2 separate regions of the Homo sapiens genome follow, and region 2 is linked to region 1. Evidence: chromatin loops called from intact Hi-C (ENCODE). Cell type or tissue: heart left ventricle. All regions are shown on one strand. Each heading gives the region's core, and the rest is flanking DNA. Links, peaks and the distances in the headings are about the cores only. Region 1 has its middle 25 kb from the start of MRPS23. Region 2 has its middle 16 kb from the start of CCDC182.

What was found. A loop is a pair of places that touch in the nucleus more often than their neighbours do. Peaks named below come from ENCODE experiments on the same cell type or tissue, not always from the same donor. Only the 100,000 strongest peaks of a DNase experiment are listed, where the experiment ranks them.
Region 2: a loop joins it to region 1, with 2.0 times the contacts of the local background. A loop is called at or near these places in 4 of 110 quality-filtered maps.

The regions. Positions count from the first base shown.
Region 1 is chr17:57,816,790-57,833,275 of GRCh38, forward strand. No RefSeq gene overlaps it. Among named protein-coding and RNA genes, the nearest start is that of MRPS23, 25 kb to the right of the region's middle. RefSeq lists enhancers at 15,963-16,474, 16,475-16,486. In heart left ventricle, for the core only: no CTCF peak of the experiment used is centred there; no DNase peak of the experiment used is centred there.
Region 2 is chr17:57,752,668-57,769,153 of GRCh38, forward strand. No RefSeq gene overlaps it. Among named protein-coding and RNA genes, the nearest start is that of CCDC182, 16 kb to the left of the region's middle. RefSeq lists enhancers at 8,931-9,551, 9,552-10,171. In heart left ventricle, for the core only: no CTCF peak of the experiment used is centred there; a DNase peak (open chromatin) is centred at 9,351.

The DNA.
Region 1 (16,486 bases), core at 4,539-12,538:
AGAGAAGTGGAAAGGAAATAGTCTAGGACAATGCTGTCCAACAAATCATTCTACCAGTTCCAGAAAGAGACTGTCTTCATGGAGATATGAAGTTTCTCCTAGCCAAACTGAACTTCCTACCATTTCCTGCTATTAGGGTCCCATGGGTGTTTGACAGGCCCAGGACTAGGGTGAGGCAAGAGCTGAATCTGCACTCACATGACCCAAGTGTGAGGGACTCGCTACACTTGTTCCTAGGTGTCTCACTTGCCTCACCCTAGTCCTAGCCCTGGAGTTGGGTTGTGTGTCACAAATGCTGTGGTCCCCTCCCCAGATCCCCTCTTCACCTGTTCCAGCTCTGGGGACTAAGCTCACAGCTACAACCCTCATTGAGAATTACTCTGGCCACAAGGAACTTCCCTGCCCAATATTATACCCCTTCCAGGGGGGACGTCTATGATCAAGGACTGGCTGAGGCAGGGATGAAAACACCTACTTTTTTTTTTTTTTATATCACTTTAGAAGAACTCTAAAAGAGCCATCCCCTCATCCAGAGCTCCAGAGCCTCAGCTCCCACAATGAATTAAGAACTATGATGCTTGGTGGGTTTCATCGGTTCTGGAGGTGCCACAGTCCACACTGTGGAACAGTACTCTAACCCTGCAGGTAACAAAGAAAGCTGCCAGCTTTGAATGGGACCCAGAGCAGGAAAGGGCTCTGCAGCAGGTTCAGGCTGTGGTCAGAAAGCCCTGCCTCCCGCGCTGTGTGACTCGGCAGGCTCTGTGGTCCTAAAGGCTCTGTGTTTTTTGTGGAGGAAGAAACACCACATGGAGTTTCTGGTGAACACCAATAGGAAATAATATTATAGATTCCTAGAGTTCTGAAGCAGGGCATGCCATCTGCAAGAAAAGCTACACACCCATTGAAAAGTAGCTCCCAGGCCAGGCGCGGTGGCTCAAGCCTGTAATCTCAGCACTTTGGGAGGCCAAGGCGAGCGGATCACCTGAGGTCAGGAGTTCAAGACCAGCCTGGCCAACATGGTGAAACCCCGTCTGTACTAAAAATACAAAAATTAGCTGGGCATGGTGGCGGGTGCCTGTAATCCCAGCTACTTGGGAGGCTGAGGCAGGAGGATGGTCTAAGCCCAGGAGGCAGAGCTTGCAGTGAGATCTCACCACTGCACTCAAGCCTGGGCAACAGAGTAAGGCTCCATCTCAAAAAAAAAAAAAAGAAAGAAAGAAAAGAAAAAGAAAAAGAAAAGTAGCTCCCAGAATGCTACTGGATCCTGGTAGAGATGAGGCTTCTGACCAAGTGACACCAAGTAACCAGACAACTGTAGCTCCCCATCATGAACTGGATCTGTCAGATCCACAGAGTCACGAGGGCAGGCAAGCCCAGTAGCAATCAGTCGTTCGATGGAAGCGGTACATTTAGGATCGGCACCCGGAAGCTGCATGGGCAGGTAGCCCAGGCTCCCATGTCATGTGTCAATATTTCCCTGGGCCCTGGCCCTCAGCAATCACCTATAGCTGCATGAGGGCTTCCTTACGGCCAGCTGACAGCAGAAGCAAAAGGCCAAGTTCAGTTCATAGAAGGGTCAGCTCAGTGTGGCAGTGTGAGCTGGGGCTGCTGCCAGTCGGTGGAGGCAGGGAGGAATACGTTTGGCATTTGGATAATCCACTGGGGCATTTCTTGGTGTTCCATACCCATTTTAATGATAATGGGCAAGTACAACAACCAGGTCTTGAAAAGAGCATGGTATCCATGTGGTCAGAACCCTCAGGAATGAGGGTCCAGGTCATCCCACCCAACAAGTCTCTTAGACCAGCAGAGATGCCAGCCAAGGGCAGGAAGACTCTGGTACAGGTGGTGGAGAAGGGGCATAAGGAGTACCAGGTAGAACCTTGAGATCAAATGCAGCATCAGAGTCTGTGTCTGTCCCATTAACCCTTCTCTTGTCAGTTTCCCCAGGAAGCAAAACTCACTACAATCATAAATAAGCCATCAGAGATGGGGCAAACTTACTACAAGAAACAAGTGACTCTGAGCCACTTGAAGGGTCATCTGTCACAGACACTGCCCACCCAGATCCCTTTTCAGGGCCCACACACCCATCCCCTAGCTACTGAGAATAGGGGCTGCTAATGGCTCAGAGGTTCATCCCTCATTGGGAAATGCATGACCCAAGGCACATCCCCTCCTGGGGGAGAGCCTTAGTCAATGACTGGCTGATGGGGGATGCAAAGGCCCAGCTCTCTCACAGTAGGACAGCTCTGGAGGGCCATCCCAGCTCCAGAGTTCCCTGTAGAATTAACTGAGGTCTCCATGGCCAGCACATTGTGGGGCAGCTACTCCCTCTGCCCCGTCCTGCCTCCCTTGCCCCCTTACAAGTACATCTCCCAAGAACACTCCTAATTAATGTTCTGCGTGCAGCTCTCTATCTCAGAGTCTGTTTCCAGGGAGCCCAACCTCAGACATCTCCCAATCTCAGGCTGAGATACTGGGAAACACAAATGATACTGACTCAGTCCCCTGACTCAAGGGACCCAAACAGTTACACAGTGATCTGCCAATCAACAGTTGAGCCTTTGACTGGTCTTCAGGTTGGTTGTTTCCAACCTGTTCCCTCTCACTGGGATTAAAGGAAATTACCCAAAAGAAAAAGAATGCAGCCTATACCACACTTCAATGGTCACGTCCATTCATGTGCCGTCCTTCCCCACTTGAAACCAAATAACTGAAAAAACTTTCCATAGTAATAGTGAAGGCTTCAGCAAGACTGGACAAACCCAGGGACCTCTGCTAGGAAACATGACTAAGCTTGTCCTTCTGAATGAAAGAGGAAGGGCTATTAGCATTGATGAGGTCCACAGGGAATTCAGTGTTATACAGGAATATTTTTTGTATATGACAGAGAAAAATGTAGAAAACAGACTGATTGATTGACAGACAACCTAATTTTTTAATCTGGACATCTTTAATAAATTCTGTAATGCAGGATTATCAATCTTATCTCACCTGGATTTCTACCCTTCACAAAGAGATGGCCTTGATTTTAGAGGCCAGAGTAAGTGCCTTCTTTATCAAAAGGCTCACTGTCAATGTCCAAGTTGAGCGGCCCTGGGTCAGTCCTCAGGAACAAAATTTCATCAACTTTTTATGGTAAGAGAGTTTTTCTGACTAGTTACACATAGGTAATCACTCTCTTTACATAAAACCTTCCTGGATTTGAAGTGCAAGCAAAATGCAAATGCCACTTTCATCTGGATGCGGTAATGCGGCTCCAAGAAGCTAAAGTCACTGTCGCAAGTTTCACATTGGCAGAATGCCGAATTCTTAACATCCAGAATCTCTTTTGACTCCTTACAACCATGAGAAGCAGGGGAAATGCTCTTATTATCCCCATATTGCAGATAACCAAACTGAAGCTCTCAGAAGTTAAATAACTTGCCCAAGATTCCAAAATGTGTCAGAGCTGGACCCCAACCTGGTGTGTCTGATGTAGAGCCGTGTTTTTAAACTATGATGTTATACTCCAATATCCTAAGTATTTTTGGCCATGTCATCTATACATCATAACATCACAGCCACTTACGTTTCATACTTCCACACTTACATATCAAATTGAATATTTTCTACAATGATTTAAAAATTTCAGGTTGTACTTCCTCCCCACTTTTGGGGGAATGGGAGTATGGTATATTGTCTATTGAAATTTCTCAAGATTTTTTAGTCAATTTATTTAAAGGCATTTCTTACTTCCACGTTAATAATAAAATTCAAATTCTAATTTTTTTTTATTTTTTTGAGATGGAGTCTAACTTTGTCACCCAGGCTGGAGTGCAGTGGTGTGATCGTGGCTCACTGCAACCTCCACCTCCCAGGTTCAAGCGATTCTCCTGCCTCAACTTCCCAAGTAGCTGGGATTACAGGCGCCAGCCACCATGCCCAGCTAATTTTTTGTATTTTTAGTAGAGACGGGGTTTCGCCATGTTGCCTAGGCTGGTCTCAAACTCCTGACCTCAAGTGCTCCACCCCCCTTGGCCTCCCAAAGTGCTGGGATTACAGGCATGAGACACTGCACACAGCCTTAAATTATAATTTTTTAAAGAGTCACAAGTAAAAGCCAAAAGGAAGTTCTATGTTTGACCTTCTTTGTTAAAAAATAAATGTACAGAGGACAGGACAATGTCTTCTGTAGTTTGCCTGATACTGAGCCAAGTGAGATTTTCATATTAAATTTTGCTGTCCAGTCTGGGCACGGGGGCTTGCGCCTGTAATCACAGCACTTTGGAAGCCAAGATGGGGGGATCATTTGAGGTCAGGAGTTCGAGACCAGCCCGGCCAACATGGTAAAACCCCGTCTCTATTAAAAATACAAAAATTAGCTGGGTGTGGTAGTGGGCACCTGTAATCCCAGCTACTTGGGAGGCTGAGGTAGGAGAATCACTTGAACCCAGGAGACGGAGATTGCAGTGAGCCTAGATCATGCCACAGCACTCCAGCCTGGATGACAGAGTGAGATTCCGTCTCAAAAATAAAAATAAAAATAAATAAATAAATTTTGCCATCCAGAATTTTATTATGCTTTGGGGAGACAGAGTGGGAGGTAAGAACAAGATTGTTAGTGACATATTTGTCCTATAATAAATTTTAAAATTGTTTTTTGTTCTCTGAAGATATCTTCAAACTTATCTTTTATTTATTTAAACATAATAAGCAAGAAAAGTCACATATTGTCTGTAGTTCGATAATCTCAACAGCTTACATCTTTATAGATCTGCTTCTATTCTATCTAGTTTCCTTGTGTACCTGGTTATCTTTGACCATATTCCAGCACTTTAAAAATTAGGTATAGGAATAATATGAGGCCTCTGGGTGTAGATATACCCAGAGATGATCTGCTTCTGTAATGTGTTGGGATCATACCAGTCTGGGACCACCTTAAGCCAAATCCAAGGCCTGAGATTTCCTGGACCTGGACAATCTGAATAATTGGAACCTGAGTTATGATTCTGCAGGAGGGCTGCTCCACTTCTAGCCACCCTCCCCCTCAGGATATACCCTGGGAAGTCCCAGTGTACTATAGGAGGGCCGCCTCTCCTTGGCTGGCTCCTGGCTTCCATTTCTGCACTCTCTTCCAGCCAGGCTGCAGCCCATCCGTGGAAGTTCCCCACAGAGGATCAGCAAATACCTGCAGGGCAAAAAGAGCTTTGGTGCTCCTTCACCTCTCTGGTTCCTATTCTCTCTTCCCTGTTGACCTAGTCATTTCTTACTATCTTGTCAGCAATTTCATACTGCTGAAGATTTCCAAAAAATAGTTTACGTTGTTATTTGTCTCCAGTGGGAGAGTTGGTCCACATAGTTTAGCCTACCATTGCTAGGAGGTCTCATCCTGTAAGCTTCTCAAGAAATAACCAACTCAGGCCAAACGGTGGGCCCTACTAATAGGTGTTAAGAAAGACCTAAAGTTGATTTATGTGTCTTAAAACAAAATAATCGATTTTTCAACAAACACATCTTTCTGCTTACTGAGGCCTGTAGTTCCAGAAGCATGGGTTTAGGGTCTTCAAAGGAAGGGGGGCATTGGGGGTGGGAAGGGAAGTGCATAAGAATCACCCACAGCCTCAGGTGCACCGGCTCTGCTACTGAGCAGTTCTACAACCTTGGCCAATAAGGCCAGCTCTTGGCTGGTTTTCTCATCCGGAAAATGGGAATAATGAAAATCATAGGCCGGGCGCGGTGGCTCACACCTGTAATCCCAGCACTTTGGGAGGCCAAGGTGGGTAGATCACCTGAGGTCAGGACTTCGAGACCAGCCTGGCCAACATGGTGAAACCCTGTCTCTACTAAAAATAATAAATACAAAAATGAGCCGGGCGTGATGGCAGGCACCTGTAATCCCAGCTACTCAGGAGGCTGAGGCAGGAGAATCGCTTGAACCTGGGAGGCAGAGGTTGCAGTGAGCTGAAATCGTGCCACTGCCATGGTGGCAGGCACCTATAATCCGAGCTACTCGGGAGGCTGAGGCAAGAGAATCAATTGAACCTGGGAGGCAGAGGTTGCAGTGAGCCGAAATCGTACCACTGCACTCCAGCCTGGGTGACAGAGAGACTCTGTCTCAAAAAAAAAGATCATAATACCTGTCTCACAATGTCGTCATGTGGATTGAATGAAATTGAATGATACAAGCAAAGCCTTTAGCTCAATGTTTAGCACAACAACGTCTGTTAAGTGTTGGGCAAACATTATTATTATTATTATCCCCAAGGTGCTGATGGCCTAAGACACATACTCACCAGACCATCCCCTCTCCCCTGCACATGCTCACAGTCCTAGTTCAGTAGTTGGAAACCACTGCCTTAGTTAATGATGATTTGAATAAATCACTGGATTCCAATGGTCCAGTTGCTAAAGACATTATTCTGAAGGCCCGAAAGGCAGGCCTCCTGAATTTTATCTCCCTTAACTCATTCTGTGACCTACAAATTGAAAGGAGGAAAATAATTCAGATGGCGAAAGGGCCTGGAGATACCCCCCCAATAAAAGATTCCCCTGCAACCACGTGGCAAGTTGTGCTGTTATGATAAAGCGGAAGACTGTTTGGAAATAATCAAAAATTCTCTCAGGAAGCCCAATTATATTTTTACATCAAGAATCAAAATGCTGGTGCTGCAGACTTCAGCCTATCATTCACAAACCTTTTATCCTGTAATTAAGCCAGATCTGCTGCTGGGCTAATTCTTCCCTGAATGACACCACCCTTTGAGCCAGCCCGTATGTCGGTAGAAGACTTCACTCTGATGATCTATTACACCAATACATCACCGCGGTGAGCTGCCTCCTTAATGATTTATCCATAACACATCATCAGAGTGAGGCACACTTGTAATATATTGCTCAATAAGTCTGCAGTGGCCAAGGGAGAAAGCCACGAACAGCAGCCGAGTCTGTGCCCTTACACGGCTGGTGTCAGAGCGCAGGACCCACGCTGGGCTCTCCTCTCTAAACAAATGTTTATATAGGTGGGAGGGCTCTCATGCCAATAGGCTTTTAAAACATGAAGAACCATGACCTTAAGAAAGCACCATAAATCCAGAGGAGAAAGGCCCCTCCGTGTGTAGTAGGGCTTACTCTTCTAAGCCTGTCATTTCTAAGCATTTTAAGCTCTTACTTAGTAGAAGGCCGGGACCACTGCAACACACACCCCAGGGGATGCCATTCTCATTGTAGTCTGCGCAAATGGTGCCCCCTGGAATTGTGCAACGTGCGGCCTGAGTCACCCCACATGGCAGCCCTGTAGGAAGACCTATGGTTAAAAGCATAGACTCTGGCATCATTCTGCCTTGTTTGAATCAAAATTCCTGGAATAACAGTCCTATTTCATGGAGTTGCTGTGAGATTGAGTAAGGTAATGCTTGTAGAGCACTTATCATGTAATAAACACTCAGCAAATGTTAGCCTCTTCTAATAGCTACCTTCACAATGCTGAGTGCCAGGAAGCCTTTAGGTCCAGGCCTAAGGTAGCAGGCTGCCCCTATAGATTGTGTTCTTTATTCTGGCAGACGCTGTCTAATTTTTATGTATTTAAATGCTGCTTCATTCAAAAGAAAAAAGGGGAGAGTGGATAAAAAGGTGCTCATGGGGCTGGGTGCGATGAGCCTGTAATCCCAGCACTTTGGGAGGCTGAGGTGGGCGAATCACAAGGTCAAGAGATCCAGACCATCCTGGCCAACATGGTAAAACCCTGTCTCTTCTAAAAATACAAAAATTAGCTGGGCATGGTGGTGCATGCCTGTAATCCGAGCTACTCGGGAGGCTGAGGCAGGAGAATCGCTTGAACCTGGGAGTCAGAGATTGCAGTGAGCTGATATCACGCCACTGTACTCCAGCCTGGCGACAGAGCAAGACTCCATCTCAAAAAAAAAAAAAAAAAAAAAAAAAAAAAGGTGCTTACGGAAATACATAATAGGATGAATATAAAGAAATGGGAACATCTGCGAAAAGAGGGAGAAAGATTAAATAAAGTTTAAGCAAAAGTAATGTACAAAAAGAATGCCAAGAATCAGTAAGAGTGGGGTCACGGGCACACCCATTCCCTCCAGTGGGAGCAAGTCAGTGCAACCACTCTGGAGTGCAACTTGGCATCACCCAAAAAGCGAAAGATGAGCCCTACCGCCCAGCAATTTCACTCCTAATTGTATGCCCTGGCTCAGAGGGATTCTTCCTTGCACACATGTACAAAGAAACAGGGATAATAATGTTCCCTGCAACATCCTAGAGACAGCAAAAAAAAAAAAAAACTGGAAACAACTGAAACCTCCAAGAGGAAAATAAATATATAACAATAATAGCCAACTCTCTTTTTAAAAAATCACTTTTTGTTTTTGAGACAGGGTCTCAGCTCTGTCACCCAGTCTTTACTGCAGTGACACAATCATAGCTCACTGCAGTTCAAGGGATCTTCCCAAGTAGCTGAGACTACAGGTGTCCATCACCACACCAGGCTAATCATTTTGTTGTTGTTGTTGTTGTTTTTATTTATTTATTTTTATTTTTATTTATTTATTTATTTTGAGACGGAGTTTTGCTCTTGTTGCCCAGGCTGGAGTGCAATGGCGTGATCTCAGCTCACCACAACCTCTGCCTCCTGGGTTCAAGCGATTCTTCTGCCTCAGCCTCCCGCGTAGCTGGGATTACAGGCATCCACCACCACGCCCGGCTAATTTTTGTATTTTTAGTAGAGACGGGGTTTTACCATGTTGGCCAGGCTGGTCTCAAACTCCTGACCTCAGGTGATCCACCCGCCTTGGCCTCCCAAAGTGCTGGGATTACAGGCGTGAGACACCATGCCCAGCCAAAAATCCTTCTAATGTTTATTTTTTTAATTATGAAAATAACTCTTTTTAATTTATTTGCATAGTGTTTTTATTCTACTACATACATAAAAATAGAAGCTACAGGTGAATTAAGTTTATTAATGTGGTCTTAAACATCTTCCTGTTCAGTCTGACATGTCTGAATCCCTTTCAGACTCAGTGTCTTTGATGTCTGTGCTTTTCTACATACCTTCCTGTTCTGTTCCATGAAGGACATTAGTGATATGGCATTTCTTAAAAGAATGTTCCATTAGTGCTTATGAGACCAAGTCTTACACTATATACCAGGAATATTTTCAATGCTTTTCACCTATTAAGTCATTTATTTTCGCCTCTATTAGATAGGTGGTATCATTAGCCCCATTTTACAGATGAAGAAACAGAGACGAGAAGAGGAGGTTAAGTCACTTGCCCAAGGTCACAGAACTAGTAAGTGGCAGGGTTGGGGTTTGAACCAAGGCAGCCTGGCCCCAGAGCCATACTCTTAAAGCCTACATATTCATACATCTAGTCTTAGAATAGAATATTGTACAGCAGTGAAAATGAATTAACTAGAGTTACATGTGGCAAAACAGGTGAGTTTCAAAAGAAAACTCTTGAGTAAAAAGATCAAATTACAGAGGGATACATGCAGTATAAAGCCACTTTTATAATATTTTTAAATGTGTAAAACAATACTGTATGTTTATTATAGATACATACGTTTGTAGAAAAAATTATTATTTTTTAAGTAGGGAAGATAAACACCAAGTCCAGGAAAATATCCACCACGAGAGTAGGGACAAAGAAGAAAGGGATCAGGAATGGATACAAGAAGCTCATGTCTTAACCTGGGTGATGGGTAAGTAGATATTTGTTGTAGAGTCTCTGTAATTTTTGAATGCCTGAAATATTTCATAATAATCAAAAATAATGCCATCTCCTACTCCAGAGCTGCATGTAACTGTAAATTAAGCTCTGAATTTCCCCACAGCCAAAGCTAAGAGGGAAACTAAGACACCAAATTTGCCAAGACCGCAGAAGCAAACCACCCAAGTTGTTCAAAAGCAGCACAGTTTTTTATTCCTTAAGCTAAAACGTGAAAGATATTTATCCCACGGGTCTTCATAGAGGAAAAAATGGTCAGTAACATTCCCACAGAAAAAAACAAAAGTATGCCTCATACAACCATTTCCTAGCATCCCTCAATGCATTGTAACAGCTTAATGTCAAAGCAGGCTTCAGAAGCAGCAGCTCAGCTGGGCGAGGTGGCTCACACCTGTAATCCCAGCACTTTGGGAGGTCAGGAAGGAGGATCGCTTGACCCCAGGAGTTCAAGACCAGGCTGGGCAACAAAGAAAGACCCCATCTGTACAAAAAAATTGAAAAATGAGACAGGGTCTCATACACCTGTAGTCCCAGCTATTCAGGAGGCTGAGGCAGGAGGATCGCTTGAGCCTGGGAAGTAGAGGCTACCGTGAGCTTTGATCATGCCACTGCACTCCAGCCTGGGTGACATAGCGAGACCCTGTTTCCAAAAGAAAAAATTAAAAATAATTAAATTTTAAAAAAGAAGCAGCTGCTCTATAAAGGGAACTGTCTTTATTGCCAGCTTCTGGGACATTTCCAGAGAGAACAGACCTTCATGAGCAAGAGGGAAGCAGGCCGACTTGACCACAGTAGCCTGGGGACTGACACAGCCTTAACTCTGGGAAGGACCCTCCTTCAGATTCCTGCTCAGGGGCCTGGGACCCATAGCTGCAGACAAGCCATAAAGATATCCTACAGTCCTGGGATCTGAAAGCATTCACCCTCTGTTTAGTTCTTCTCATGATCACTCAGACTTCTTGGACCCTGAGTCCATCCAGCTGTCTGTTGAAACCATTGGCTCTTACCTTCATCTTACAAAGGCGGGAGCCAGCTAGGCACCGTGGCTCACACCTGTACTCCAGCACTTTGGGAGGCCGAGGCGGGCGGATCACCTGAGGATGGGAGTTAGAGACCAGCCTGACCAACATGGAGAAACCCTGTCTCTGCTAAATATACAAAATTAGCCGGGCCTGGTGGCACATGCCTGTAATCCCAGATGCTCAAGAGGCTGAGGCAGGAGAATCGCTTGAACCCAAGAGGCGGAGGTTTCGATGAGCAGGGATCCCGCCGTTGCACTCCAGCCTGGGCAACAAGAGTGAAACTCTGTCTCAAAAAAAAAAAAAAAAAAAGCAAGCTGATTATTTAGAGATGTAAAGGTACCCACCAGACGCACTAAAAACAGAAATGGTTAAAACTAGTTGGCCCCAAGAACAGGCCTGGGGTCGGAGGGGTGGAGAGCCTGTTCAGAAAATTGTGGGGAAATTTGAAAATGGACTGAGTACGAGGAAATCTTCAAAAACTGGCTGTTAAATGCCATGTTGTTGGGTTTGATAATGGTATTGTATTGATATAAGAAAGGGTCTTATTTTCCAGAGAAGCAGGCTGAAGCCTTGGGTGAGAGAGGTTTTGTGGGAACTTGCTTTAAAATGCCTCAGAAAAGCTGGAAGCTGTCGCTCATGCCTGTAATCCCAGCACTTTGGGAGGCCAAAGTGGAGGGATTGCTTAAGCCCAGGAGTTCGAGACCGGCCTGAACAACATGGTGAGATCCTGTCTCTACAAAAACTCAGAAAATGAGGCGGGCAGATCCCTTGAGCCCAGGAGGTTGAGGCTGCAATGAGCCATGATTGCACCACTTGCCCTCCCACCTGAGTGACAGAGCAAAACCCTGCCTCAAAAAAACAAACAAAAAACAAAACAAAAAAAAACACTTCAGAAAAAATATAGATGAGCAAAAACAGCAAAATATTAATAATGGTTTAGTCTACATGATAAACATATGGAGGATCTTTATATGATTCTTTTTTTTTTTTTTTTTTTTTGAGATGGAGTCTTGCTCTGTCGCCCAGGCTGGAGTGCAGAGGCGCGATCTCGGCTCACTGCAACCTCCACCTCCCAGGTTCAAGCAATTCTCCTGTCTCAGCCTCCCGAGTAGCTGGGATTACAGGTGCACGCTGCCATGGCTGGCTAACTTTTTGTATTTTAGTAGAGACAGGGTTTCACCATATTGCCCAGGCTGGTTTCCAACTCCTGAGCTCAGGCAGTCCACCTGCCTCGGCCTCCCAAAATGCTGGGATTACAGGCATGAGCCACTACACCCAGCCAATTCTCTCTACTTTTATGAATGCTTCCATAATCAAATTTAAAATGTGGGTTTGTTTTGTTTTGTTTTGTTGTGTTTGAGACAGGGTCTCGCTCTGTCAGTCAGCCTGGGGTGCGGTGGCATGATCATAAATCGAGGTTTCAGTGAAACCTCGAACTCCTGGGCTCAGGGGATCCTCCCACTTCAGCCTCTGGAGTAGCTGGGACTACAGGCACACACTACCACGCATACCTGGCTAATTTTTAAAAAATTTTTTGTAGAGATGGGGGTCTCACTATAATGCCCAGGCTAGTTCCGAACACCTGGCCTCAAGTGATCTGCCTACCTTGGTATCCCTAAGTGTTGGGATTACAGGCATGAGCCACTGTGCCCAGCCTGAAAAGATTTTAAAGAAGTATTTAATAAATCTTGGAAGATGCTGATTCTGCTCTTCTTGGAGCTCCGCTTGGACCCATGGACCCAAAGAACAGGACTTCAGGGATCTTGTAGCTCAACCCCCTCATCTTACAAATGGCTAAAAAGGTTTGAAGACTTACCAAAGTCATACAGCCAACAAATGGATGAGCTGGGGCCAGGCTGGGGTCTCCAGGAGCCTTACCCAGTGTCCTATCTACTGTCTCATGTCTGCCTCATTTTTGGACAAAAGGAGCTATTTTTAAATGTCAATAAAGAACCGGGGTACACTCAGTTCTTTTTTTCTTAAGGCAGACATTGCCTATGGGTCGATGGGTTCTCATCGTAAAAAACCCCTGACTATACCCGGAAAGTTTTATTCTCTTCAACATAAAATTAAAGTATATTCAAGTCCTTTAGATCTTACAGCCACTCCTTTGGGGGTTGGCAAAGCATGTGTCAGTCGAGCAATAAACATCTGTCATCTAGAGCTCATTAATATTAATTACAAGTGGCCAGTGGCTCAGGGGACCTCAGTCCTGCAGATGAGATTTTCCTAAATTTGACCTTCTTAGACTTACAGGTGTTTAAACTGGTTCTTTTAAGAAGCCAGTCTATGGCCAGGCGCAGTGGCTTATGCCTGTAATCCCAGCACTTTTGGAGGCCGAGGACGGTGGATCACTTGAGGTCAGGAGTTCGAGACCAGCCTGGCCAACATGGTGAAACCCCGTCTCTACTAAAAATACAAAAATTATCTGGGTGTGGTGGCACATGCCTGTAGTCCCAGCTACTCAGGAGGCTGAGGCAGGAGAATCACTTGAACCCAGGAGGCGGAGGTTGCAGTGAGCCAAAATCACGCCACTGCACTCCAGCCTGGGCTACAGAGCAAGACTCCATCTCAAAAAAAAAAAAAAAAGGCCGAGGGCAGTGGCTCATGCCTGTAATCCCAGCACTTTGGGAGACCGAGGCTGGCGGATCACCTGAGGTCTGGAGTTCAAGACCAGCCTGACCAACATGGTGAAACCCCATCTCTACTAAAAATACAAAAATTAGCCAGGCGTGGTGGCAGGCACCTGTAATCCCAACTACTGGGGAGGCTGAGACTAGAGAATCACTTGAACCCAGGAGGCGGAGTTTGCAGTGACTGGAGATCGTGCCAGTATACTCCAGGCTGGGTGACAAGATCGAAACTCCGTCTCAAAAATAAATAAATAAAAATTTAAATAAAAAAAAAAAGCCAGTCTAGGCCCATTTCAACAATCAAAAGGGAAGAAATAAACACTCCCAAGTATCAGAGGTTAGGTTGCCCAATAAGCCAGGAGGGGCCTGGCCAGAATGCTACAGGACTGTGGGACATTCTGGTGCCTTCTGTCTGCCTGGAGCTTGGGTTGCCAGATCCTCCTCCTTAGCTGGCCCATCTCCCACAGCCCTTTTCTCTTCTCTCACATAGGAAAGTTGGGGATGGGGCAAAGCTACCAAAGACAAGCTTTACCTTCTCATATTTAAATTGGAATTTTTCTGGGATTAAGCCCACTACCTCTTGTTCTAACCTTGGGGGCCCTTGGAGGGTGGGTAGGCAGAGAAACCAGATGTGGCTCAGGCACACTCACTGAGGTGACCTGGATCCCGGGCACTGAGCCTTCCCTTTTCCCATCTGAAAATGGAGCCCCTGCCCATGCTATGGGAGTCAGCCTGTGGCTGCTGGCAGTAGTGGCAAAGCCACCCCCTTGTCCCTGATGTCACACTCAAGGGGGCTGGAAGCCTTGAGGAGCCAGCCAAGTGACATCTATACCAGCCTGGTTCTCAGCGGGAAGCCAGATCCGAGAAGGCAATGGGCTCCGGGAGGGCAGAGGAGGTCACCTGAGCTGCAGAGAAGGGGCAGGGCCATTTCGCCCCACTGGGCGGGAGCCAGCAGGAGCTGATGATAAAGCTCAGGACCTCCTCGTATGCACTGAATATTCCAGAAATAACCCTGAGCACGCCTAGGGTTTCCACTGAGCACCTGGGAAAGGAGAGGCTTTGAAGAACAATCCTGCATTTCCTGCAGAATTTTCTAGGAGGCAGAGACTAGAAAGCTGAACTTTTCCACTAGTTGTCCCTCATCCTGCCACACTCCCTCTCCGGAGGCCATCGTCTTGGAATCTACACTGCTTCCAGGTTGAAGGCCAGTAGCATCACCACCAGCCCCACAGCCATGTTCTTCTTTCCTGCATCTTTATTTCGCGTAACAGTAGAAGGCTTGAGAGTTTACAAAGTTCTGCATAGCCAGCATCTTATTCGGGTTTTGCACCCCAAAACATACTTGGTGCTAATATTATTTTCCCCGTGTCAAAAACAGGGAAATCATTCATTTGTTCACTTGACAAATATACTTCCAAAAATCTATTAGGTTCCAGATTCTCTCCTGGGGCTGGATGTGGCTCAAAATGGTCAAGTGATTTCTCTAAAGCCATGGCCACAAAGGAGTGCCAGCGTCAGGATTTGAATCCAGTCCTTTTGACTGAGACTTAGAGAGGAAAGAGGTCAGAGCCCTTCCCCTGTAACCCACCTGGGTGGCACCCTTAGCTCTGTGCTCCTCTGGCCTCACATCCCAGGTAATTCAAGGCAGAGGGGCCCACCATACACTGGCAGACCACCAGGGTAAAATAAAGTGGGAGGGTAGGAAGGTCAAGGATAGATCTTTCTGGTCCTCTAGGCCTCATCCTCACCCTGCCCACCATTTCTGCCCTGGCACCCACTGCCTCCCCATGCCCTTCATAGGGAGAAGCTCCAGAAAGAGTTTCAGAAACTCCTAATTGCTGACTAGCCCCAGGTCCCCAAAACAATGGCTCTGATGTTGGAACTATTTTCCCTGGCCGGGCCTCTAGGTAGTGACCCTCTGGCTTTCCTCCATAATCTGGGGCAAAGAGGGTGGAGAAAGAAAGCAGAAAAGTGTGCTGAAAGGAAGGCAGTTGGGGGGAGTGTAGAGGGGCAGCAAGGAGGCAGAAAAGGGCCGGGCATGGTGGCTCATGCCTATAATCCCAGCACTTTGGGAGGCCAAGGCGGGAGAGTCGCTTGAGGCCAGGAATTTGAGACCAGCCTGAGCGACATAGCATAGAGACCCTATCTCTACAAAAAAATTAAAAATAAAAAATTAGCTTGGCATAGTGGCATGCACCTGTAGCCCTAGCTACCTGGGAGGCTGAGGCAGGAGGACCACTTGAGCCCAGGAGGTTGAGACTGAAGTGAGCTATGATTGCACCACTGCACCCCAGCCTGAGTGACAGAGAGAGACTTTGTCCCTATTTTTAAAAAAAGGAAGCAGGAAAGAAGAAACAGAATGAGTGTCATTGAGTGTCATTTAAAATGTTGGTTTCTACACACACGCTTGCCCACAGGCATACACAATCCAAGAAGTTACTAAATAAATGCACATTTTCCAGTGAAACCTACCAGCATGGGATAAGTTCCAAAAGCGGATAGTTCCCAAGATGTTCTCTAGTTTCCTCCTTTGTTGTTGTTGTTGTAGTTGTTTTTTAATTTGATTCATTTACTTGGTGCTAGAAGTTTGGAAGGAGATAAAGGACAGAGTAACTACTGGGGGTGGGGGATAGAGAAAGCTGTGTTTAGACGAGTGGCTGGTGAAAGAGGACACAATACCGTTTCTTCTCAATGTTAATCTAGCGCATGTTAATTCCTCCCCACCCAGTGGGAATCGACAGTGGCTGAAAGCCTTCTAGGCACTGACAGCAAAGACGGAGTACTCGCCAAGAACTTTGTTCACGTTCTCATTCAGTCCTCACAGCAACTTAGTGAGGTAGACGTTGTTACCCTTGTTTTACAGATAAGGAAATTGAGGTTCAGACGGTTCACTAACTCCCCTAATGTCACCAGACAAAGCAACAGATCAGGGTTTCAAACCCAGGTCTGTTCTCCAAGGCCTGGGTTTTTTCCGCTGCTCTGCCTCCCTGCCTGCACTGTTCTCTCTCCCGCTGTCCTCCACAGCAAATTCGCAGATGTGTCATTGACTGGAGAAGGTTAGGAAACACTGCTCTGGGCAGAGTCTCCAGGGGCTCAGCGCAGTAAG
Region 2 (16,486 bases), core at 4,745-12,744, 64 kb before region 1:
ACTCAAATGAGGCTTCTGTCCTGAGGGGATTTGCCATCTCCCATGGAGATAGCCTGCAAGTCCAGCATCACAAGACTCTGTGATAAGGAGCCTGACAGACTTGGCTACAGGGTGTTAAGATAGTCCAGAGGAGGGGCCTCTAAATTAGAGTGTCCCTTCCTTCTGGCAGTGAGAATAGGAGCAGGATGGGATGGAATTCAAATATTCCGGGTCCTTCTAGTCTAGGATCCTAGGCCTAGGTCCTTCCAGGCTATTTGAGCCTGTGAGAATCCCCAGTCTCAAGCTGTACCTGCATCACTTCATCTGGGATTTCCTTCTGCTCTGATGTTGGCTGGAAATATGTTAACCTTGAGTTCCCCTTTTGGCTTCATGGTAACTTAAGCCCACTGTGTCTTAAACTTTGACATACATTAGAATCATCTTGGGAGAGTGTTAAAATATCATTTTTAAGTTCTGAGTCCCACTCCAAAGAGATTCTAATTCAGAAGGCCTTGGGAGACTGAAATTAGGGTGATCAACCATCTTTTTTTTTTTAATAGGCCAGGTCTCACTATATTACCTAGGCTGGTCTCGAACTCCTGGGCTCAAACAATCCTTATGCCTTGGCCTCCCAAAGTGCTGGGATTACAGGCATGAGCCACTGCACCTAGCCGATCAACCATCTTGATTTACCCAGAACCAACATGGTTTCCCAGATATGAGACTTTCCATTTTAAAACTGGGACAGTCCCAGGAAAACTGAACAGGTTGGTCACCCTAGCTAGGGCAGATGCTGTCCATCCTTGCCCAGTGGCATTCCTTTCTTCCTTGAATTATAGATTCCCAATTTTGATGATGCAGTAACATGTTTAAGGAAGTTGAGCCTTCACCCAGACCCAGGTGGTAAACCTAGGTGCATTCAGTAATTCCATTCCCTGTTGCTATTGGTTTACTTAAGGTAGGCCTGTGATTCACTTCTGGCCGAGAAGTTGTTAAAAGAAAACTTATGAAAAAATATTGTCCCTGAAGTTTAGAAGTGGGACTGAGAGGGAGGGAGAAGGAGAGATGCCTGCTCTTTCTTCTGCCTTGGATGCAGTTGTGTGATAACATGATGGTTGGAACTGTGGCAGCCATTTTGCAATCCTGAGGAAAACCTAAGGATGAAAATTCAGCTGTGCTAAGGACGAACAACTAGAATAAAAAGAGCCTCCACTGTTTAATAATAATATCATTGATACTCTATACCAAACCTGAAATTACCTACCTCCAATATAATTGATATGTGATTAAATGTCTTTCTTGATCAAACAACTGTTGTCTGATATTCTGTTAATTTTCTGCCAAACACATCATGATTATTACAAAAGGCCTAGAAATCAACATTTTTAATAAGATCCCCGAAATCATTCTGATGCCCTCCATTGAGCTAGCTAATCCAGTGATTCTCAAAATGTGGTCCTCAGACCAGCAGCATCAGCATCCCCTGGGAACTTGCTGGAAATGCACATTCTCAGGCCCCCCCAGACCTTCTGAATTAGAAACTCTGGGAGTTTCTGGGGCCCGTCAGTCTGTGTTTTAACAAGCCCTCCAGATGATTCTGACAATTGCTAAATTTGAAGAATCGAGCTAATCAATACCTGAGACTCTCTGAGTAGTATCAGATCTGAGAAACTTCTGGATGGAACTTTTCATCTTAACCCAGGTCTCAGTTGTTTCTTTATATTGCTTGGGAAATAAAGCAGGATGTCTTCTCACCTTCTGTGATTTTTCTCCTTCCTCCTCAGGCCTTTCCCCAGTTAATCTTGCATTAGTTGGATGCTTTGACCAGATTTCCTGGCCTGTGTTATTTAACAGCATGTAGTGACAGGGCAGGGAGGCAGTTCTTTGCAGTCAGGCCTGGCCAGGGCAGGAGGTAAACTTGGTCAACCTAGCAGTTAAGGAGAGTGCATGGCAATGCCCCTGGCCCAGTAACCCTGGGTGAGTGTTTATACCCTTCACCAATACTCAACTCATCAGACTTTGCATTACATGGCAGCCAGCCTGGGAGGAGAAGAGGGGAGGCCCAGGCAGCAACTTCTCTTCCTTCCTAGGGAAGCCTTGCCTTGGCTGGCCTTTTATACTCCAGGCAGTCCCCTACTTCTCAACATAATGAGTTACTCCAAACCCCGGTAGTAGTCTAAAGGCAAAAACTGAAAAATAGACTCCATGTGGCAAGGGGAATCCATTCTCAGTTCACTAAAAAAGGAAGTTACAGGCCGGACTCAGTGGCTGCTCATGCCTGTAATCCCAAAACTTTGGGAGGCCAAGGCGGGCACATCACCTGAGGTCAGGAGTTCGAGACCAGCCTGACCAATATGGAGAAACCCCGTCTCTACTAAAAATACAAAAAATTAGCCAGGTGTGGTGGCACATGCCTATAATCCCAGCTACTCGGGAGGCCGAGGCAGGAGAATTGCTTGAACCCGGGAGGCGGAGGTTGCGGTGAGCCAAGATCGCGCCATTGCACTCCTGCCTGGGCAACAAGAACAAAACTCCATCTCAAAAAAAAAAAAAAAAAAAAAGGAAATTATAAAATCCCTAATTACACCTCTTCTTTGGAATATTTCCTCAAAAATAATTTTCAGTATTTCACATGTGCTCCTGAATCTTCCTCTTTACAACTGAGCACACTGTCAAAGGATCATCCAATGAGCATCACATTGTGAATAATCATTTATTTTTTAAAAATATATGAATTCTCACCCTTAAAGCATTTTCTATGTGCCAGACACAGGGACTTTATGTGCATCATGTTTTGAAGTCAAGAGCCACCAGCCCAGGCATGCCTGCCAAGGCTCACCTTTGTCCGGGTGAAATTAGGTTGATGAGTCCTATTACAGCAGCTTTATTTTGTCCATCTCCCACTCAAATGTATCAGATAAAGCCAAATGCCATAAAATATTCAAACACGACCCACTTCTGCTGTGTGATGCAAGCTGGCAAGACTGCCAACAAGGACCCACTGGCCTGCAGTGCCCCTGGGTAGCTGAGAGTGCTGTCCGTCAGCTAAGGTTCTGAAAACCAAATTCAGCTTTCAATGGTTTTGAAGTGTGTTATCAGAAAGTGAGGGCTGTACCAAAGTTCCGCCTTGCCTCTCTAGTCAGGGGGTCTGTGGATCTCTGACTCCCACTGCCATGGGTCTTGTCTTGGGCGCACCTCTCAGAGGGCCCCTCCAGCCACCCTTGTTTACAGTCTACCAACAAGTAAGGCTGCTTCCAGGAGCAGGGCCCCCTGGTGCTCAGGTCTTGCTCACACTCACAGGCAGACACACTTCCAGCTCTTGGGTGGTCACTGGCCCACACACTTCAGTGGTCGAGCTAACTCATGATTCATACTTTTCTTGGCCATCATCATTTGGTCATTATTATAACCAAGGCCTAGATGCCAAATGGTCCCGCTCGTACAATAGTTGAGATACGCAGTAAAGTCAGAAAAGGCCACTAAGCAGGAAAAACCATTTAAGGCTATGTGATGGTCATGCTGTTAAGGGGAGGCAATTTGGAGAGTCAGCCTGAGAGCAAGGCAAAAAGACCCAACCACTGCCGAGCCTGACTTTGGTTTTTCAACCAAGCCATGGGAGGCAAGCAGGCTGTCTCCTTGTCTCCTCCCACCCCCTGAATGTCCTCTGGTAGCCAGGTAGATGCCCACCTCATGCCCTTTTACCTCTGGTTTCTGTGCTGGGAGCATCTCAGCTGCTTCCTGCCAGCTACAGAAACACTTTTTTGCCATAAAGCCAGTCACTTCCCCCGATCCTAGACCCTGTCAACCCATAGAATGAGGTAAAAAGCCCCAAGGAAGACTTTTGAGCCTGGCTTTATTTTTCTTTTCTCTTTTTTTTTTTGAGACAGAATTTCACTCTTGTTGCCCAGGCTGGAGTGCAATGGTGCAATCTCAGCTCACCGCAACCTTCGCCTCCTGGATTCAAGCAATTCTCCTGCCTCAGCCTCCTGAGTAGCTGGGATTACAGGCATGTGCCACCACGCCTGGCTAATTTTGTATTTTTAGTAGAGATGGGGTTTCGTCATGTTGGTCAGGCTGGTCTCGAACTCCTGACCTCAGGTGATCCGCCCGCCTCAGCCTCCCAAAGTGCTGGGATTACAGGCGTGAGCCAACAGCACCGAGCGGAGCCTGGCTTTTAAAGCCTCCTTCATTTGATTCCTAGCACTGGGGTTGGGGAGGGGTCAAAGTGATCCCATAGGTTGAAGATGACAGGTCAGCAGGGGTTGGCCAAGGCTCTGGAGGTTGTTACTTTTCAGACACAGTGTTCCGGGGAGCAGTTAAAAGGCTGGTCTTTGGGAGAGGTGTAAACTGTAAAATCCTGCTAGGCTGGGGTTCCAGTCAAAGCCCATGAGCAGGCAACAAGATGCTCAGGCCCCCTCCCGAGACACACCACCTCCAGGTAACAAAGCCTTCAGGAATCAATCAACGGCTGCAGGATGCACCATTCTGTCTGAGCGGCTCCCTTTTCTCCCTCTGCTCTTGCCGCGGGAGGTCAGAGTTCACATCAAATGTCATTAATCTTCTTCCTGGGGGCTGGGGGCTTATTGGACAGTCCTATTAATCAGAGGCCTGTCACACCCACAGCCTGGCTGGGTCGCCATTGTCCTGTTCCTCACCTATCATAGAAAGATTAGATTATCAGTGACAACTGAGACACCCTTTGAGTCACAGGAAAGCTGGAGATTGGGGTTGCTTTTATTTTTTTTATATATCCTCCTGATTTGAGGATGAGCTGTTTATTGTCTTGTCACACTGCATCCTTTTCTTCAAAGAATCAGCTTTAAGAATCCAGTTTGTCAAACTGGACAATCACTGGCAAATCCAAAAAAAAAAAACCCTCAGTGACTTTATCAAAAAAGGTAAAATAAAGCAGAAGGTTTTAAATGGGTCCTGAAAGGATTAGAAAATAAGTTGCATTTGACAACAATTAATCTCTGAAAAGCAGGAGCTTTGTAAAAAGGAACAGGCAGAAATGTGGGTTCTGGGGTTCCACACAATGGGGATGTGTCCATTCCCTGTGCGCCCGTCCCTCTTCCAGAGTGGAGTCCAGTGGGGACCTGGGGCTGCAAAGGCATGAGAGACCGACCTTCCAAGCTTCCTCCTAACTCTCTACCCGCCAGTGTCAACAGCAGCAGCAACAACAAAACAGAACAGAACGAAAACACCAGGGCAGAGCAGCGCAAAGACCTCAGCCCTCCGGGTCTCCCAATTGTGTGACAGACTCAGTCACCCAGCAGGTACTGGGACCACCTATAGAGGCCCTGTGGGGGTCATAAGTGAAGGGGACACTTCTAATCCCTTTGAAGCGTAGAGACCACGGGGAGCACATGAAACACCTAAGTCAACTTAGATGGGAGCAGGGCCTTGGAGAACGTGGACTCACGGGGCTACAAATGGAGATGCCTCAAGGGCCCAGGAAAGAATGTAAACCAGGGAAGCAGGCTGTGGGAAACCCACTGGGAGTGGTGAGGACTCCAGCAAGAGAGTGCTCCGCACGAGCCTGCCTACAGGGGTGCAATGACCATTCCCTCTCACCGCACTGTGGGAAGGGGAGCTCCAATCCCCCAGATCTTTCCGGTTTCATGAGATTCCGGAGACTCAGGTTTGTATGTTAATACTCTGTATTTTAGGCTGGGCACGGTGGCTCACACCTGTAATCCCAGCACCTTGGGAAGCCGAGGTGGGTGGATCATGAGGTCAGGAGTTCAAGACCAGCCTGGCCAACATAGTGAAACCCCATCTCTACTAAAAATACAAAAAAAATTAGCTGGGCGTGGTTGCGGGTGCCTGTAATCCCAGCTACTCAGGAGGCTGAGGCAGGAGAACGGCTTGAACCCGGGAGGCGAAGGTTGCAGTGAGATGAGATTGTGCCATTGCACTCCAGCCTGGGCGACAGAGTGAGACTCCATCTCAAAAAAAACAAAAAAACTCCGTATTTTAATCGTTGGCAACATATTCAATTTTTTTTTAATCACTGAACATACTAAATAAAACCCACAGGCAGGTCCAGTTTGGCCCCAGGCCTGGGATTGGTGCTTGTTGGAATCCACCTGCCTCAGTGCCAGTAAGGACCAGGAGGCCCAGAGAGGCTGGTAACTGCAAAGATCACACATCTGGCAGGGCCAGTGTAAGAGTCTGGTTTAGACTCCCAGCCCAGCGCTCTATGCTCCAGATCTGAATACAGAAACACATATGTGACCAATTAGTATTAATAGATAAGCTCATTGGAGGGCAATAAAAGGGTAAGAATGAAGAGAAAAGCCTTGATTTCACACCTTCACTGTGAAAGCAGAGAAGAGACCAAATTGGACAAGGCCCAAGTGATTATTGCTGTACCTTTGATATCATAGGCATTTAATTTTTCTACCTAAAAAACTAGCCCTGGGTGCTTCTCTGTGTGGGTGCTATAGCAGCCGGGGCAGGGGGACAGGGAGTGCTGCTCTGTGGCCCTCCAGTTATGCTGTGGGCTGCCAGCTCTGTGGAGGTGTGTTACCCACTTGGCCATAGTCAAACACTGGAGCTGGGGAGCCAAACTACCTTTTCAAATCCACTCTCTGCCACTTACTAACTGTGTGACTTCAGACAAGTTACTCAACTTCTCTGAGCTTTAGTTTTCTTATTTCAGAAATGGGGATAATAATATCTACCTCAGAAGATTGTTGTGAAGATTAAAACTAGCATAGAACGAGTGAGCTGTGATTGTGCCACTATACTGTAGCCTGGACAACAGAGCAAGACCCATCTCTAAAAAAATAATAATACATAAAAATAAATAAAAGTAGCATAAAACAGAGCCTGTCCCAGAGCAAGTGTTCTATAAATTGTTGTTATATAATATAATCATGTTTTATACCATCTTCAAAGGTGCCTGGTATTGAGACACAACATTATAGGAAACTGAGTCTGGGAGGAACCTTAGAAACCATTCCTAGTTTGATTATCTAAGAGAAGGGAAAAAAAAGTGCTGGGGTCCAAAGATGGAAAATAGTTTAATTTCTGTAGCAGGCACACGTGAAAATCTCTGCATTCCTACATAGGTAGTTCACTTTTTTTTTTTTTTTTTTGAGACAGAGTCTCACTCTGTAGCCCAAGATGGAGTGCAGTGGCATGATCTTGGCTCACTGCACACAACCTCTGCCTCCCAAGCTCAAGCGATTCTCGTGCCTCAGCCTTCCGAGTTGCTTGGACTACAGTTGTGCCACCACCCCTGGCTAATTTTTTTGTATTTTAGTAGAGATGGGGTTTCACCATGTTGCCCAGGGTGGTCTCGAACTCCTGAGCTCAGACAATCTGCCCGCCTCAGCCTTCCAAAGTGCTGGAATTACAGGCGATGGTTTCACTTTTAACCATTTGCTTAGCCGTATGCCAACCATTTTGTTTTCCTGCTATAACACCATTGGAAATAAGGAAAGTTTCTACTATAAATATATTTAAAAGCAAAGCCATACAAGCCTTCAGACTCCCAAATATTCCAGCAACGTCAGCATAGCCAACACTGCATAACGTCCACTGCTATGCTCATTAAAGAAAGATTTGTGAGATGACTCAGGGCTGTATTTGTCCACTGCAAGTGTGTGACCAGCTTCATTTTCAAAAATGATTGTTCCCCAAGGTAGTTTGTGATCATTAGCGAAAAGCTGAGCCTCAAAGCAATTTCGATGTTTTGGGAAAGATGCTGTATGTCTTTCCATACTGGCTTGATAAATTAAGGTCAAACCAGTTGATTATTTGTGAAAATTGAACACTTGAACATGTTAACTGTTGACAAACCTTGACAGGTATCATGTCTGCCTTTATTAGGAGATTAATTAAAGGCCACTGGAGGTGCTGGCATGGCGTGAAAAGCCTGGATTTGGTGATAGATAGATTTGGGACAGATCCTGACTCCTTACTTGGCTCTAAGGCCTTAGGCTAGTTTCTTAAACTCTCTGGATCACCATTTATTTGTGTGGGAAATGGGGGTAATAAAACCTACTTCATAGACTTTGTGAGAATTAAACAGAAAATGTCTGTGCTCAGGAAATGCGAGATCCCTCCCACCCCACCGCATCCCCTCTAGAAAGATGAGGCGAGTGTTCATCTGTGGATGGGCATTCACTGAGGGACTCTTGTACGGCGCCCCTTGCTGACTGCTGGGATGAATCGGCTCAAAGCCAAATTTAGGTTAATGTCAAATGAGAGGGGAGAACAATGAACGCATCATTCTTTATGCTTCTGTTTAGGCTTCTGATCTAAAGACCAATTGTTGAGTTATTTAAATAAGAGTCTGCTCCCTCTTTGGAGATGATGTGGAATCTGAAGTTAGAGCCCTGGCTGAGTTTCAGTTTAAACACACTATTTTTGATTTACTGACCTTTCTGCAACCTTTCACTATCCTGAAGCAATCCGAGAGGGGAAGAATTGTGAGGTATCTCCCTGAGCACCAATGTGGGGTGAGGTACTGGCCCTGAGAGGATATTGAGAAGGCACATCCCGTGCAGGAGACCTCTGGCCCATCCTTCAGCTCTCGGGAAGTTCCCCAAGGGTGGGTGACTGTCTACCTTGGGAGTTCAAAGATGAATGATACCACTGCCAAATAAAAACTGAGAGAGTAGGGGGTCTGGAGTCTGAAGCCTGAACTAGAGCTAACTATGACAGCCAACATTCACTGAGCATTCACTCTGAGCTAAGCATGATGCTTGAAGCTTTTTTTTTTTTTTTTTTTTTTTTGAGATGGAGTCTCTGTTGCTCAGGCTGGAGTGCAGTGTCACAATCTGGGCTTACCACAAACTCTGCTTCCCGGGTTTAAGCAATTCTCCTGCCTCAGCCTCCTGAGTAGCTGGGATTACAGGTGCACGCCATCACGCCCGGCTAATTTTTGTATTTTTAGTAGAGACGAGGTTTCGCCATGTTGGTCAGGCTGGTCTTAAACTCCTGACCTCAGGTGATCCACCCTCCTTGGCCTCCCAAAGTGCTGGCATTATAGGCGTGAGCCACTGCGCCTGGCCAATGCTTGAAGCTTTAAACCCTGTGTTGCATCCAAGCTTCCTATCAGCCCTATGAGGTAGATATGATTACTGTCATAGCTGAAAATACTGAGAAGTTACACTTGTTGCCCAAAGGCCACATGGCTCCCACCGAGCAGAGTGGGAGCTATGTACGAGTGACACCCACTCTCTTACCTGCTGGTCACACAGTTTCCCCAAACACATTGATTCCTTCAGCGCTCCCACAAGAGAATTCCAGCAGCCACGCCTGCACCTCATCCCATCTTAGGGCAAAACTCCCCTTCTGCTTGGAAAAGACACACGATAGGCAGGGGCTTATGCTTTCCACCAGGGGCCCTTTCTCTGCACGTTGGGACTCCAGAGGTCACGTGGGCCTGGGGTTTAACCCTGCAATGCCGACACATGCACGCATGCACACAAATACAAAACCACAAGTGGAATTCCTAGTACCCTGCCCAGCCTGCAGGGGAGGGGCAGTGGCCTCTCTTTCTTCTTACCACCACTCCACCCCCAGCCCCCCTACACCGGCATCCACTGATCTGCTCCCTGCTGGGCTGTTGGAGCTAAGGAGGGACAAGTTTGTCTCCCACCCACTTCCAGGGCTGTGTCCTTGGCTTCGATGACCTTACAAAGGCTCTCACCTAAAGGGCTATTTAGGTTTAGGTTTAAGGGGCAAGAAGAAAAGAAAAGAAGAATAGCTGCAGCCTAAAATAAGTATTATTGGCAACCAGGAGAGAAACTCGGGGCTCGTAGAACCAAATGAAGAATTTGTAAGCTTTCAGCCACCTGAAATTGTGGCGCTTTCCCCCACCCCATGCACTTAATAAGAGCTGACAGCCTGCATTGTTCTGCCACGACAAGGTACGCTGCAGCCCAGTGATAGGGCGAGAGCAGCAGGGGGACAAAGGCAGCACAGCCGAGGAGGGGCAGAGCGAGGGGTGAAACATAAAGACTGAGGGCTGGGGGGGGCGACTCCTAATCAGGAGCCTGGCAAGAGACCCCGGGAACGGCAGCCCACTGACAGTGGAGACCAGGAGCTCCAGATGGCTTTTTGTCTCAATAAAATAAAAAATGTAATCTGACAGGCTCTGGGATGGGACTCAGGGAAACAAAAGTCAGCGGAGCAGGGAGCGGGAGTGGGCCGGGTTAAAGGTATCAGAGTCTGAGAAAGACAAAAAGAAGTGGCTGTCTCTTTGAGCAATTATGGGCTTTGCAAATGACATTTAATTCCAGAGGTGCATGCCAGGGACAAAGCCAGTTGTTTTCTGGTCTTGGCAGGGGTAGAGGAATTGGAAATACACTGGACATTTGGCCTCGGAAGAAAGGTGATAACTTTGCCAATTACCCACGGGTGTGGGCTCTTTGTGTCCACACTCTTCTCCCCACCCCAAGTCATTAGGGGATGATATAAAGATACAGGGCTTCCTGGTGCAATTTAATTGCTCATAGACCGAAAAGTGATGAGCTCCATCGAATTGCACAGACGTCCTGTAGGAGACCAGCTGCCGTATTAATGTGGCTTCTCAGAGGGGAACACACCCCCACCTGCTTCACCAGGAGCACACAGAAGCCCAGGGAAACAGTGGTCCCCCTGTGGCCTCTGATGGGGCTGTCGCTTTTTATTAAGTAATCTCTGCCTTTCAGATCACTGCATGTTTTCTTCCCAAAGGTCTTTGTTGCTGTGTAGGCCCAGCACACAGCAGGTTCCCAATAAATATTAAACAGCGGATGCTAGTGATGTCTCCAGATGTCACCATAGGGGACAAATTGTCACCCAGGGGATGACCCCACACTAGGACTATGGTGTGGTCACTATGGCTGTATAGCACAAAACCTAAGGCATGATGGGTTAGGGGTTCTGAGGCAGGGAAATGGGGCAGGAGGGTTAGTGGATATTACAAAGAGCCTCTTAGACAAAAATTATAAAGCCAGAAGATGCATAGTTCTGGTGAGGATGTAGGGAAACAGGCACTCTCAGATAATGGTAGAGGAGAAGGAGTAAAGGCTTTTCCAAAAACAATGTATCAATAGTGATTAAAATGTAAATGGCCAGGTGCAGTGGCTCTTGCCTGTAATCCCAGCACTTTGAAAGGCTGAGGTGGGTGGATTGCTTGAGCCCAGGAGTTCGAGGCCAGCCTGGGCAACATGGTGAAATCTTGTCTCTACAAAAAATAAAAAAATTAACCAGGCATGGTGATGTGCACCTTTAGTCCCAGCTGCTTGGGAGGTTGAGGTGGGAGGATGGCTTGAACCTGGAAGGTGGAGGATGCAGTGAGCCAAGATCACGCCACTGCACTCCAGCCTGGGAAACAGAGTGACCTCAACAGATCACTTGAGGTCAGGAGGTCGAGACCAGCCTGGCCAACATGGTAAAACTCCATCTCTACTAAAAATACAAAAATTAGTCCAGCGTGGTGGCGTGTACCTGTAATCCCAGCTACTCGGGTGGCTGAGGCAGGAGAATTGCCTGAAACAGAGAGGTGGACGTTGCAGTGAGCCGAGATCGCACCACTGCACTCCAGCCTGGGCAACAAGAGAGGCAGACAGACAGACAGACAGAGCATGTGCATGATTCATAATTTAAAAATTAAAATACACATTCAAAAAACATCAAAGTGTTTTAAGCATGAACTTTGAAGTCTGATCAGGCCATGAGTCCTGGCTTCATCTCTCTCTTGGTTATGATTTCAGGCAAAGTCCTCTGAGCTTGTGTTTCATGGCAGCATGGTTCGTAATAGACCTTTGTTGTGTGTCTCTGAGCTTTGGTTTCCCCAACTGTAGGCCAGAGGTAGTAATTGTTTGTTTGTTTGTTTGTTTGTTTGTTTGTTTGTTTTGAGACGGAGTCTAGCTTTGTCACCCAGGCTGGGTGCAGTGGTGCAATCTCGGCTCACTGCAAGCTCCACCTCCCGGGTTCACGCCATTCTCCTGCCTCAGCCTCCTGAGTAGCAGGGACTACAGGTGTCCACCACCAAGCCCGGCTAATTTTTTTTTGTATTTTTAGTAAAGACGGGGTTTCACCGTGTTAGCCAGGATGGTCTCGATCTCCTGACCTCATGATCTGCCCGCCTCGGCCTCCCAAAGTGCTGGGATTACAGGCATGAGCCACCGCATCCAGCCGGCCAGAGGTAGTAATAGTATTTACCCCACAGGGTTGTTGAAAGATTTAGATGAGATATGCATAGAAAAGCTCAGTGCCTGATATACCCTCAGTGCTCAATAAATAGCACCAGTTGATGTATTATAGACCGAGTGACTCTAAGTGTCTCTCAGGAGTGGGAAAGGAAGGAGAGAAAGCAAGAGAGGACCCCAAATTACCCAATGAACAAACATCTCAAAAATATCCAAGGTCCTGGGATGATCTGTAAACTAAGGACACAAAGGAACTTGCTGACTAGTGTAACTTCCTCTTTGTCTCTTGGCCCAACAGGTCTTGGTGGATTCTCATTACCTCCCTGCCTTGTGAATTCAGATAACAGAGACAGAAGTTTGAATTCTGGGCCCGCAGACCAATGTCAGATGAGGGGTCCCATCACCCTTAGGTAATGATGAAAGCACAGGATGCATCTTTTTCCAAAAGCTGTCCGCCTGGTTGGGGCTTCTAGGGCCCTTGGCCATCAACGGGATTTGCTCTCATTCAGAATGACTTCCTGTCCCCAAAAGAATGTTTGTTAGGTTAGAAAAGTGATCACCAGGGCTATCAACTGAGAAAGCAGAAGGAGTTGACTCACATCGTTTGTGCTTATTAAATACATGTTAAAGGATTAAGTGAAAACTAGAAAAAGAGAAAGAAAAGAGATTCACCCCTAAGAAAGCCGGGTGTGTCCCTGGCTGCCCTCTCAGAAGGGCCGCTCAGAGTGAGCTGGAAGAGATGTGCATGGCAGCCCTTTGGGTATCTATTTTATTCTGAGGAAACTGAACCCAGAAAAGGTGAGAGTTCTTCTAGAGATGCCTAGCAAGTGAGTGGCCCAGGCAGAATCTGATTTTGAGTTTCTAGATCAGTGCTGTCCAAGAGACATATAAAAAGAACCATATATGTGATTTAAACTCATGGCATAGCCATATTAAAAAAGAAAATGAGACAGGTAAAATAAATTGTAACATTATATTTATTTAATATATCTAAAATACTATTTAACATATAATCTATATTTTAAAATATAGGCTGGGTACTGTGGCTCATGCTTGAGGCTGGGAGTTCAAGACCAGCCTGGGCAACATAGCGAGATCTTGTCTCTTAAAAAGAAATTTTTTTTTACATTAGCCAGTGTGGAAAAAAAAAGGAAAAAAAGAAACAAAAATGTAAAAAATAAAATAAAATTAGCCAACGTGGTGGTGTGCTCCTATAGTCCCAGCTACTTTGCAGGCTAAGGCTGAAGGATCAATTGAGCCCAGAAGTTTGAGGTTACAGTGAGCTACGATGGCACCCACTGCACTAGAGCCTGGGCAACCAAGTGAGATGCTATTGAGAGAGAGAGAGAGAGAGAGATTTTCCATCTTTGTGTTTTATAATAAGTCTTCAAAACTCTGCTGTGTGTTTCATTCTTCCAGCACATCTCAACAAGAACCAGGCACATTGCAAGTGCTCGCTAGCTAACAGCTAGTGCTGCAGCTCTAGGTTCCTAGCCAAGTCAGTTTCCTTCAGATGTCTGGCTGCAATGCCAGGGTGCATGTGTGTTGGGGCCAGGTTGGGTGGGTGCAAACTGGGAGGCACAGGAAAGAAATTCAAGATTTGGTAGGTACAAGGCACACTTGTAAAGACAGCTAGCAGCAGGGGGCCAGGCTAGGTACTGGGTGGGATAGGACAGAACTGAGCTTTAGAAATTGATGGGAATGAGTCAACCAAGAGCTGCGGCCACAGCCAGGACAGAAAAAACTCAGGAGGGGTGGGGCAGGAGAAACAATTCCATGAGGGTTGAGGCTGTGTGAGCCCCAGAGAAGGCCTGGCCACCTCATTGGGCAGGGGCAGCCCCCAAACTCTAACAAGGAGATTCTTCTTCAGCCAGAGGACCCAGCTCTGTGAGTCCAGGGAGCTTTGCCAAGAAGGATACTGCTGTGTTTGCTGCTCTTCCTGTTTCTAGGCACCACCCTACAGCATGAGTCTTTCTTTACCCCAACCCAAAGCAAACAGTGCAAGCTTGAGACAGCAATGCAAACTGTAATGACATTTAGGAGATGACCACCTCATCACGATTAGGCATGAGTGAGCCTTGGTACAAACCTCTGCCAGGCACTTACTAGCATGTGACTTAGGGAAAGTTACTCTCTGAGCTTCAGTTTCTCAGCTACAAAATGGAGGAGCTAATGGTGCCAACCCTGTTGCCAACCTCACAGGGTGACTGGGTGTGTTGGGGGAAACAGCGCTCCACACAGTGGAGGGCTCGATGTGCACTTGTGCCGCTACACACAGGCAGTCCACAGTTCCCTGCACATCTCATCTGATGCTGGAGCAGGAGGCAGCCTTTCCACTCATCTCACTGAGAAACAGAAAGAAGGGAGGCCTAGTGCTCTGCCAGGGCCCCACAGCTACAACCCAGCTTCAGGGTTCCCACTCTAGGGCTTGTTCCATGACTAGGTTGAAGACATTTCTGGTAAGTTTGAAAGGTGGGATTCTTTTTACTTTCTCTTTTCTTCTCTCTCTCTCTCTCTCTCTCGTGTGTGTGTGTGTGTGTGTGTGTGTGTGTGTGTGTGTGTGTGTTTTGTTTTGGCTTTTGTCGTTGCTGTTTGTTTGTGCTTCTAACCAAGAGGTAAGGCAGAACTTTAAGAAGCTGATGTCTTCCCATCACTTCTGTTGGTCCAAGTCATCCTCCTGAAAACCTAGGTGTGGGCTGAGCAGCTCAAAAGCCAAGACAGCAGAGAAAGCACAGAGTGGTGAGGGTCAGATGTGTGAGGGGAGAGGGTCCACTTGATGGAAAGAAGGGAAAGAGAGGCTGTGGGTGGGGAGGTTTGCCAGATGCCTGGCTGGGCTGACCCACCCCAGGTTCGGGAGGCCTAAAGAGCAGCTGCATCTTTTGAGGACTGTATAAGGGGTCAGAAGCCCCACCTCTTCCTACCACCCTTGTACAGGGGAGAGCAGGGTTCTCATTTCTACAGCGCCCCCCACCGCCGGTGGGGCAGGGATGCAAGCATTATCTCACCTCTTACTCTGTGTCCTGGAAACAACCTGGGAAGTCATCTTGTCCAAACATTTTGTTTTGCAGGAGATGAAACTGAGGCAGAAAGCGGCTGAGAAATATTCTCAAAGTCACACAGCTAGAGTGGCTGAGCTTGGTTTTATGCAACTGATCGGAGAAGGTAGTGGACAGAGGAGAAGAAAGGAAGAGACAGGGCCCCAGGGCAAGAAAGAAAGGGATTGACAGGGAACGCCGCTGCAGGGAAGGGACTTCGGGGACTGCTCAGCATGTCCGCACAGGAAAAGAGGCCCAAGCCCTTGTTCGGTTCATTCCAAAAAGTGGATTGACATCAAGATGAATGGCCAATTAGGGAAGATTGCAGAGACAATTTACAGAGCAAGTTCGCTCATATTCTGGGGCTAGATCAGTTGGGGGAGACTCCAAAGGCCCGTCTTCAGTAAAAATAATCTGATGATCGCTAATTCTATAGCCATTAGCTTTGGAGAGACTGGTGTGAGACGGTGTAAAGTGTTAAAATGACTCTCTTCCTTTGGGGGAGAACTTACAGCCTTAATTCAGCTGGGGTTGCAGTCCATGGGTCTTAACTGAAAGAGAGAACATCAGTCCCAGGCATCACAACAGAGAAGCCCAGGAGACCCAAAGAATCAGCAATCTGTTTCTCCAGTACTTGAAGGACAGGGTAGACAATGGTCTTTGGAGGAAGTTTAAAGCTTTCAGACGTTGAGGTGGACCAGACGGCCTCTAAGGGTTTCTCCCTACCAGAAGAGTATTTGTTTGTATGGTTCAGTTACTAAATGGACACCATGGGCTATCCATTCTTCTTGTTCAAGCATCATAGAACCAAAGCCATGACCTGCCAGTCTAGAGCTGGCTTTCAGCTTGGAGCTTGCTTGAGCACAGGGGAAGGAGAGTGGGGTGGGGAATGGGATTCCACAACCTCTTCCCAGCTTCCCAGCTCTGATGTCCTCTCTCTCGCCTGAGGTGTGAGGGGGTAATGGCTCTGAGCAACCCTCACAGCCATACAGCGAGAGGATTAATTAATGTGGCTAACATGCTCGGAGATCCCTAAACGAGGACGTTAGCCAAGGGCCAACATTATTAGAGGGATGATGGCTATTAGGATTACGCTATTGTTATGATGTTTGCTTTCTCAACCCTTAAATCACACTCTACCTCGCCATCACTTGCATTTTGTGTAATTATAGTTTATATAGGTAACAAATGGATATTTCTGCAAGCCTGGGAGAGAGCCTTCTGCATACATTAATTTGCTTGATTAGTTCTCTATTTAGTATGCTCTGTTCCCCCAAACCCCCCTTTCCTGCCCAGCTTCAACAGAAAATTAATGAG